Regions from separate parts of the Homo sapiens genome. Here region 1 is linked to region 2. A link is a contact called in ENCODE Hi-C or POLR2A ChIA-PET data. All regions are on one chromosome and are shown on one strand. The core of a region is the stretch at or near the end of the contact, and the rest is flanking DNA. Distances in the headings are between cores, read along the strand shown.

What was found. Hi-C counts contacts between places; a loop is a spot of excess contacts on that map. ChIA-PET counts read pairs that join two places held with the same protein, here RNA polymerase II (POLR2A). Pooled maps may share reads with other maps.
Region 1: a map of OCI-LY7 shows a loop between it and region 2 (2.6-fold over the local background). The contact joins the promoter of MCCC1 here to the enhancer-like site in region 2. A Hi-C loop is called at or near these places in 13 of 168 maps with a recorded cell type or tissue (CD4-positive, alpha-beta memory T cell, GM12878, IMR-90 and 9 more), 30 of 37 single-sample maps with no recorded cell type and 19 of 50 pooled maps. POLR2A ChIA-PET finds 5 or more read pairs at or near these places in 9 of 52 experiments (AG04449, BJ, WTC11 and 6 more).

Annotation. Positions count from the first base shown.
Region 1 is chr3:183,096,956-183,101,086 of GRCh38, forward strand. MCCC1 (methylcrotonyl-CoA carboxylase subunit 1) reads right to left here and starts at 2,541. Exons shown (of 19, transcript NM_020166.5): 1 at 2,397-2,541. The coding sequence starts at 2,485. RefSeq lists an enhancer at 2,467-2,606.
Region 2 is chr3:182,912,866-182,916,693 of GRCh38, forward strand. ATP11B (ATPase phospholipid transporting 11B (putative)) reads left to right here. Exons shown (of 30, transcript NM_014616.3): 29 at 996-1,129. Among named protein-coding and RNA genes, the nearest start is that of DCUN1D1, 66 kb to the right of the region's middle. RefSeq lists a silencer at 1,177-1,316. Within about 2 kb of position 1,251, at least 5 of the 41 ENCODE cell types and tissues checked have a DNase peak (open chromatin) inside an H3K27ac peak, as active enhancers do; they include GM12878 and OCI-LY7, where a contact is called at or near this core.

The sequences.
Region 1 (4,131 bases), core at 1,291-3,790, 190 kb after region 2:
TTTCAAGGCTACTGTTGACCTAAAGCTTTCTTTTGCAATCTTCTAGTGAAGACAGAAGAAGGGAGAGAGGGAAAAAGAGGGAGAAAGAGACAGAGATCCCACTTAACTGTAATCCACTATCCCAACAATGTTCTGATCATCTATTCCATTTTTCACAATTATCTAAGCTGCAACTTAAAAGCAATGGCTTAAACAAGATTAAGAAGCTGCTTCCCCGGAGCTTGCAGTGAGCCGAGATTGCGCCACTGCAGTCCGCAGTCCGGCCTGGGCGACAGAGCGAGACTCCGTCTCAAAAAAAAAAAAAGAAGCTGCTTCCCTGATTCAAGGTAGCTCTATACCAGCTTATTGTCATGTCTATAATTCTGCCACCAGAGATTATTTTCTGTGAGCTACTAAAGATTCATAACATAAAAATAATGTAAACTATCTGTGCTGTTAAGATTTTTTTGTTTTTGTTTTATTTGAGATGGGATGTCACCCAGGATGGAGTACAGTGGTGTGATCATGGCTCACTACGGCCTGGAACCCCTGGACTCAGGCCGTCCTCGCCCTCCTCATCCTCCCAAGTAGCTGTGACTACAAGTGTGTGCCACTACGCCTGGCTAATTTTTTAATGTTTTGTAGAGATGAAGCCTCACTGTGTTGCCCAGGCTGGTCTTGAACTCTTGAACTCAAGCAATCCTCCCACCTTGGATCCCACAGTGCTGAGAAACTGCTGAAAATACAGGCATGAACCAAGTCTCCTGGCAAAGAGTTTTACTTCTATAAGCCATTAACAACTCTAACACTCTCCAGAGTGACATACTTGAGGATAGTTCTTTAGACAATAGCTAAGCTTTGAAAGGGAAGACAGGAAATGGGTCTATGGTACTATCCTGAAGAGCCCTGGAGGCCTAAGAAAAGAAAAACCAGAAGAACAAGAAGAACATTAACATTACTTACACCAACTTTTTTTTTTATTTTTTTATTTTTTATTTGAGACGGAGTCTTACTCTGTCGCCCAGGCTGGAGTGCAGTGGCGTGATCTTAGCTCACTGCAAGCTCCGCCTCCTGGGTTCACACCATTCTCCTGCCTCAGCCTCCCGAGTAGCTGGGACTAACAGGCGGGACTATAGGCGCGTGTCACCACGCCCGGCTAAATTTTTTGTATTTTTTAGTACAGACGGGGTTTCACCGTGTTATCCAGGTTGGTCTCGATCTCCTGACCTCGTGATCTGCCCGCCTCGGCGTCCCAAAGTGCTGCGATTACAGGCGTGAGCTACCGCGCCCCGCCAACTTCCAACAACTTTCTTATGTTTCTCTGGGGCACTCCTACAATTAAGTAACTAAAAAGGGCATCTACAATATTTCTGGAAAATAAAAGCAAGCAAACGTTCATATAAATGGTTGAGTTTGCATTTATAGACTGATCTTATGTACCAGATTGTGCTTAAACCTCATTCCATGAATTAATTCATTTAGTTTTCACAACCCAAGGTACTCGTATCATCTCCAAGGTGAGGAAATTAAAGAAGAAATATTAAGTAACTTACCCAAAGTCACACACCTAGTGAGTAGCTAACTAAGACCTCAGCCTTGACTGCAGAGTCTGTGCCCTTGAACACTAAACTGTCAATCTTTCCAGAATGATGAAGGATGATAACGATGAAGCAAAAGAAGACAAAGAAGCAAAGCTATCTACAAGCCTGAGGGTTTTTTCACTGCCAGAGTTATTGCCACCAAAGCTTAGAGCTCAAAATTTGAAACAGAGCTGGAGTCAGGTGAGCTAGACTGAGTCATCTGATAGCGTTGTTCAAACTTGGGTACAAGAGTTTTTGACAAAATAATTTCCCAGCTCTGTGGAAGGTACATTTGCTCTTCTTGACAACTTCACTCTTCTAACAATGAGAAGGAACTCCAGGAGTCTTTCTCTGAACTGGACACCTGATGGGGCACAGCTGAACTGAAAAATGGCTTTGAGGGCATCCCGGCCCCATTTCTTACTAGCTGTGTTTCGTTGAGGAAGTCGTTGATCCCTTTGGGCTTCCCCGGAACCGGATTATAACAACGCTCCCACCTAAGGGGTGCTGCGAAAGCCCGATGTAAACGGCTACGAGCTGCAGCGACGGCGAGGGGAGCCTGGAGGATGGCGGGCCCAGTCCTCAGAAATGGAAAAACAGAAGCCAAAGGCGCGCTGAAGCGTGGATGTGCGGAAGCGGGGAGAAAGGGAAGGGCTGGTGGGGATGTCTTCCTCCCGACGCCGTGACTGCCGGCAGAACCCCTCCGAAAGTGCCTGGGGTTTTCCTACCGTCCTCCCCACACCGACCCTGGGTTCCGCCGCACCTCCCACCGCTCACGCGGGTCCGTGCACCCCTCGCTCCCGCCTCTGCCCACTGAGCCATGGCCCCTCCACCCACCTCGGCGGCAGGAGCAGGCTCGGGAGACGATGCCACCGGTTCCTCTCCGCCGCCACCAGCAGCACCGACACCGCAGAGGCCGCCGCCATGTCCCTGGAGCCCGGCCACTCCGTGACTCCCCAGTACAGAGGCAGCTGCGTCCCACACGCCAAACCCGTTCCTCCACTACGAAGCCTCGTGACCCCCGCCGGCCACCGTCGGAGCCTGAGCCTACCTTTGGGCTGATCCAAGAATGTGAGGGCGTCTCCACGAACACCAATCAAAGACCAGAGCCCGGCTTCAGTAGCGACGATTGGGCAGTCTGGCCACGTGCTCGTGGGGGTGTGGCCTTTGTTTCTGCGTCCCCTGGGGCCTGCTCTGACTAAGGCAAGGGTTTTCTCCATCCTCCCCCTCTTGGTTGCCTGTCACTGTTTCTTCCTGCATCCCGTGGGGTTTCTTCGCTCTCGTCACCTTCTGGGAGAAGAACCCTGGGGAAGAAGCCAAATGCGGATGGACAGCAGGATACACAATTCTCTAGTGCTCTCAGGGATGAAAAAATAAATAAGCTAAAGTGAAAATCTTTAAACCACCTGAGCTTAAAACAGGTATTCTAACTGACTATTGGGAAAAAGAGGAAGTCAAAGAGCAAACTGAGGAACATCTAGAGAATAAAGAAACTGTAAACACTACATGTAGATGCTTCATGAGGAAAGCAGGAGGGAGAAATTAGGGAAGATAAAGGAATAAATAAATGAATTCAGGAAACCAGTGTCAAAGGACTAATAAACCCACAGGTTCACAAAAAATAAAATAGTTATCTAATCAGAAATAGAGAAAAATGCACATTTGACATGATTTAAAAAACAAGCAGGGGAAAATCACAGACACAGGAAACAAATTATAGATTTGTAAGATGCTAATTTTGCTTAACTTCAAGTGAACTTAAAACTCTGGATGAAATGGATGATGTTACAAGAAAATACAATTTATCAAAATAGATCCTGGAAGAGACAAAATTTAAGCAAACCGTTACCACAGAAAAAATAGAGAAGTTTATCAAAGAACTATCCTTGCTACCACCATGGCCCACTTTCACCTTCACCTTCACCCCTAAAAGTTACAAAAGCCCTCCATGTCTTGCAAGAAAATTCCACACAAATGAGTAATTGACTCAAATGCTATTAATTCTGTCCCAGAGCACAAAAAAGATGGAAGTCTTCCAAACTCTTTTTAAAAAGTAAACATAACTTTGATACCAAAATCAACAAAGATATCACGCACACACACACGACAGACCAATTTCACATGTAAGTATCAGTGGAAAAATTCTAAATAAAATATTAACTACGCTGGGTGCTGTGGCTCATGTCTTGTAACCCCCCATTGAGATGTGACAGCGTGCTGGCAGTCCTCAGAACCCTCGCTTGCTCTCGGCACCTCCCCTGCCTGGGCTCCCACTTTGGTGGCATTTGAGGAGCCCTTCAGTCCCCCACTGCACTGTGGGAGCCCCTTTCTGGGCTGGCCAAGGCCGGAGCCCACTCCCTCAGCTTGCAGGGAGGTGTGGAGGGAGAGACACGAGCGGGAACTGGGGCTGTGTGCGGCACTTGCGGGCCAGCTGGAGTTCCGGGTGGGCGTGGGCTTGGTGGGCCCCGCACTCGGAACAGCCAGCCAGCCCTGCTGACCCCGGGCAATGGGGGACTTAGCACCCGGGCCAGTGGCTGCGGAGGGTGTACTGAGTCCCCCAGCAGTGCTGGCC
Region 2 (3,828 bases), core at 1-2,500:
ATGTTATATATGTAAAAGAAGGTGAATTGAAATAAGGTGTTTTTTTTTTAAAACAACAGCCCTTGAAAAATTTCGGAGCATCTTTGACAAACAAAACCAGGGTTGGGATTCATCGAGCTACGTGGTCATACCATCTTTCCCCCTCATTTTTACTCAGTTAAAATTGTTAGTCGTGTGGAATAAAATTATCTTGCTGGGCTATTTATGCCTGAATCAACATAAATCTTGCATACTTTCAGAAAGTAATTCAGTTTCAAATCTTGATAGTACTACTTATTCACTTGTTTAATAAATTTTAATTTATTAAACTGTCAGCTAACTGTTACAAAGCAGGATGAGCTGATGATGGGATGATTGCCACTTAAAAGTTTTTAGCAATTTATGATAAATGATGCTTTTTTCAAAGATAAGTATGGAGTGGATCTATGTAGAGTGCTTAGAACCTGGCACATAGTAAAGCATACGTAAAGTGTTTGCTGCCATTGTTGTTGTTACTGAACATTGGGGTGAGGTCCTGCCTGATTGTTATTTCCCAGTCTTAAAGATAATTCATACTCCACTTATCTCAATTGTTGGACATTGTTCATTGAAATTGCAGGCTAGACATTTTTAATTGAAATTGCAGGAGCATTTCACCTAAAGAAAAACTCCATGCAGAATTGGAATTCATTACATTCCTGAGTGGTTGATGGAAATCATTTTGACCATAATAAATGATTAAAATGAAACATTAAAAGTAGATTTACATAATATCCAGCTTCTTAATTTATATAATTATTTTACTAGACCTCTAATTTAGGATACAAGGCTTTAAAATAATTTTGGATGGTTATACTCTAGTAAATTAAAGCCTTTCATATGTTTCCCATATTATAGAAAAACATGTAGGTTTATATATGTTACCTTTGATTTGAAAGTGCTTGTTGTAATGTTCTAATGCTTTTCAGAAGTCCATATCTTTAAACAACTGATGTTTTCTGCTTCACCTCCCGCAGCTTACTGAAACAAATGCAGGTATCAAGTGCTTGGACTCCATGTGCTGTTTCCCGGAAGGAGAAGCAGCGTGTGCATCTGTTGGAAGAATGCTGGAACGAGTTATAGGAAGATGTAGTCCAACCCACATCAGCAGGTGTGAAATCTCTCTAAGTAGCCTTTGCTGCAGATGAGTATCCTATCTGGAACAGGATGAACCTGCCGCTCTAGATACCTAATAAATCAGCAGCTGGTTTTACCAACTGAAGCAGGAAGTCTGCTATTTATTAGCACTCTTTGGTGGTAGATTTCACTTTGTGGCTTTGGGGTAAGGGCTTTTTCACTCACAAAGGAAGAGAAAGCACCTTTGAAGAGACTTCATCTAATGAACAAAAAATTTTGTTTCATAATCTTTCTAAAATGTGCTCAGTAGGAGTGTGTTTATGGTACTCTTTTATGGTTTGTATAACTTTCTTTTTTAAATTATACATATACTATTTCCTTTTTATTTTTTTAAAATTTTTTTGCTTTTTGTCTTTACAAAATAATCTCAACATAACAGTGAAGTCAAAGGCTTTCCTTTTCTTACTCTGTATGTATATTTTCCAGTTGGTTATTTGAGGCTTTGAGGTATTTATAAACACAAAAGGCTGTATTTCTGCTCCCCTACCTCTTCTTATGTCTGTAATGAAGTTTTGAAATGAGTCATGATTTTTAAGTTTCTTTTGCTTGGTATTTATTGCCTAATTAAAAGTGTATGAGTTAGAACAGGCTTTTTAAATTATGGAGTAAAAGAATCTTAGCATTTTTGTCCCCTCCTAAATCTGTTTCTTGAATGAGATTTATCACCATGCCTGCTGTTGTGCACCATAACGAAAAAAAACACCTTTTGGTAAACACCATTTAAAATTCATTTAAACTTGCAATGGATTTATTTATTCATACATTTCCCCAAGAGTTATATCACTATTTAGAGGATGTTAGGGGGTAGAAAGAGCTTTTTCCACACTTGGTGTTCTTTAGGTGAATGATACCATATTCTCAAAATCAGGGCAGCAGTACACGGTATGCATGGAGGTACAAATGGGCAGGGAGAGATGTTGGTTGCCATTGTCCCAAATGTGCTACATGAATATTAGCACTTTCTACATGTGCCAGGGCTTGGAAAAGGTTGGAAATTACCCCAGGAACAGGTTATAAAGAGTGAAGAAGGCACTACTCCTATCTACTGGAAAAAGGATTTTTATTATTTGGTTAGCTTTGTGTTTTAAAAAAATGATGAGTATGATATCATTCATCTGTTATAAAATTCAGGTAACTTTTACTGGTGAACTTGTTAGTTCTCACTTTAGCTTTAGCTTAGCCATGCCTTTATGATACAATTGAATTTATAAATAGCATTCTTATGTTAACATAATGTCTGTGGTTTCAATCCCCGTTTATTCTGACTTGATTATAACGTGATCTGAAATATTTCCATAATGCTGTGATACCATTTTGTAGTAATTTCATTCCACGTAGAAGGATGAGCACTTAAACTCTGGGACTTTGTTATGATTTACATAATTGTATTATAAAATGTGGCTCTGTCATGTACCTAGGCCAGCAAATTTCCCAAAGAGCTTGATTTATAATACTATTTTACCTAATAACATAGCTTCATTGCACAGAATCAAGATAGGAGTTAGACTAAGATACAATAGAACCTCTACAGAATTTTTTCAACTTCTCCTTCAATGGAAATTTCTCTTTAATGACAATATACGTTTTTGTTAATGATTTTTTTAAAACTAGAATTAATTTTAAATGAGCCCCAGATTTTTTCTGCTATATACATATATCCATTTTCTTGATATCGATTATGGTAATATGCCCCCATTATTCTTTACATAGCCATTTTGATGCAGCATTACCTCTTTTGAACCTGCCCCAGGAGTTATTGAATTTACTTTTACATGTTCTCTTGAAGGTAGCTATTATCATCTATACTTCTTTTCACTTAAAATTGCGCCATATTGTTTTTTTCTGAATTTTTTTATTCTCCTAATAAAATGTTTAACTTAGTAATTAATATCATATTAGACTATAAATGCCCTTCCAGGTTTCTCCAACATCACAGGTTATATTATTGGTTACTATTATTTTCTTACCCTTTTTCTCATGTGAATAATCTAGAAGGTCTTTTCAGACCTGTTCATTCTTTTCTAGGGGATAAAGTCATATAATAACACCAAGCTACCTGGTGCTTTTCAAGGGCTATGTGAAAATTGCCATAGATGCATCAATATTGTATTTAAACTTGCAAAGTCATTTTGATACATAGAGTTCTCTTTTTGTTTACATATAATTGTATTTGTGAAATGTGTTGGGCATTTCCATTGTGACTTTAGAGTAGCATCTATTCTATGTTTCTATTTCATGTCTAATTTAAGAGGTGGGGCAAGTCTGAGACTGCCATTCCAAGATGTAGAAGCCCTTAGCTGTGTGTTCCATTGACATAGTAAAGTCAAGAGTAATGGGCATCACTTGAGAAATGCCACCAGTGTTTTTATGTGACAGATTTCTTTGGTGATTACATTTGTACCATCCAGGCACAAAAATTTGACTTACATTTTATTAATTGATGTTGTCAATGAAGTATCCCATATTGCAAGCTCAGTTTCAAAGAGAGCATCATGGTGCTATATAAAGAATATGCCATGTTGCACCCTAAAGAGCTGGATTTTAGCAATAAAAGATTTTCTGTTCGTGTATTACTAACAGTTAAGCTACTGTATCCTCATCAAAACTATCTTCTAAATAGAAAGTAATATGTAGTTCAAGTGTTTAATGTTCTGTCAAAAATTATATTTAACA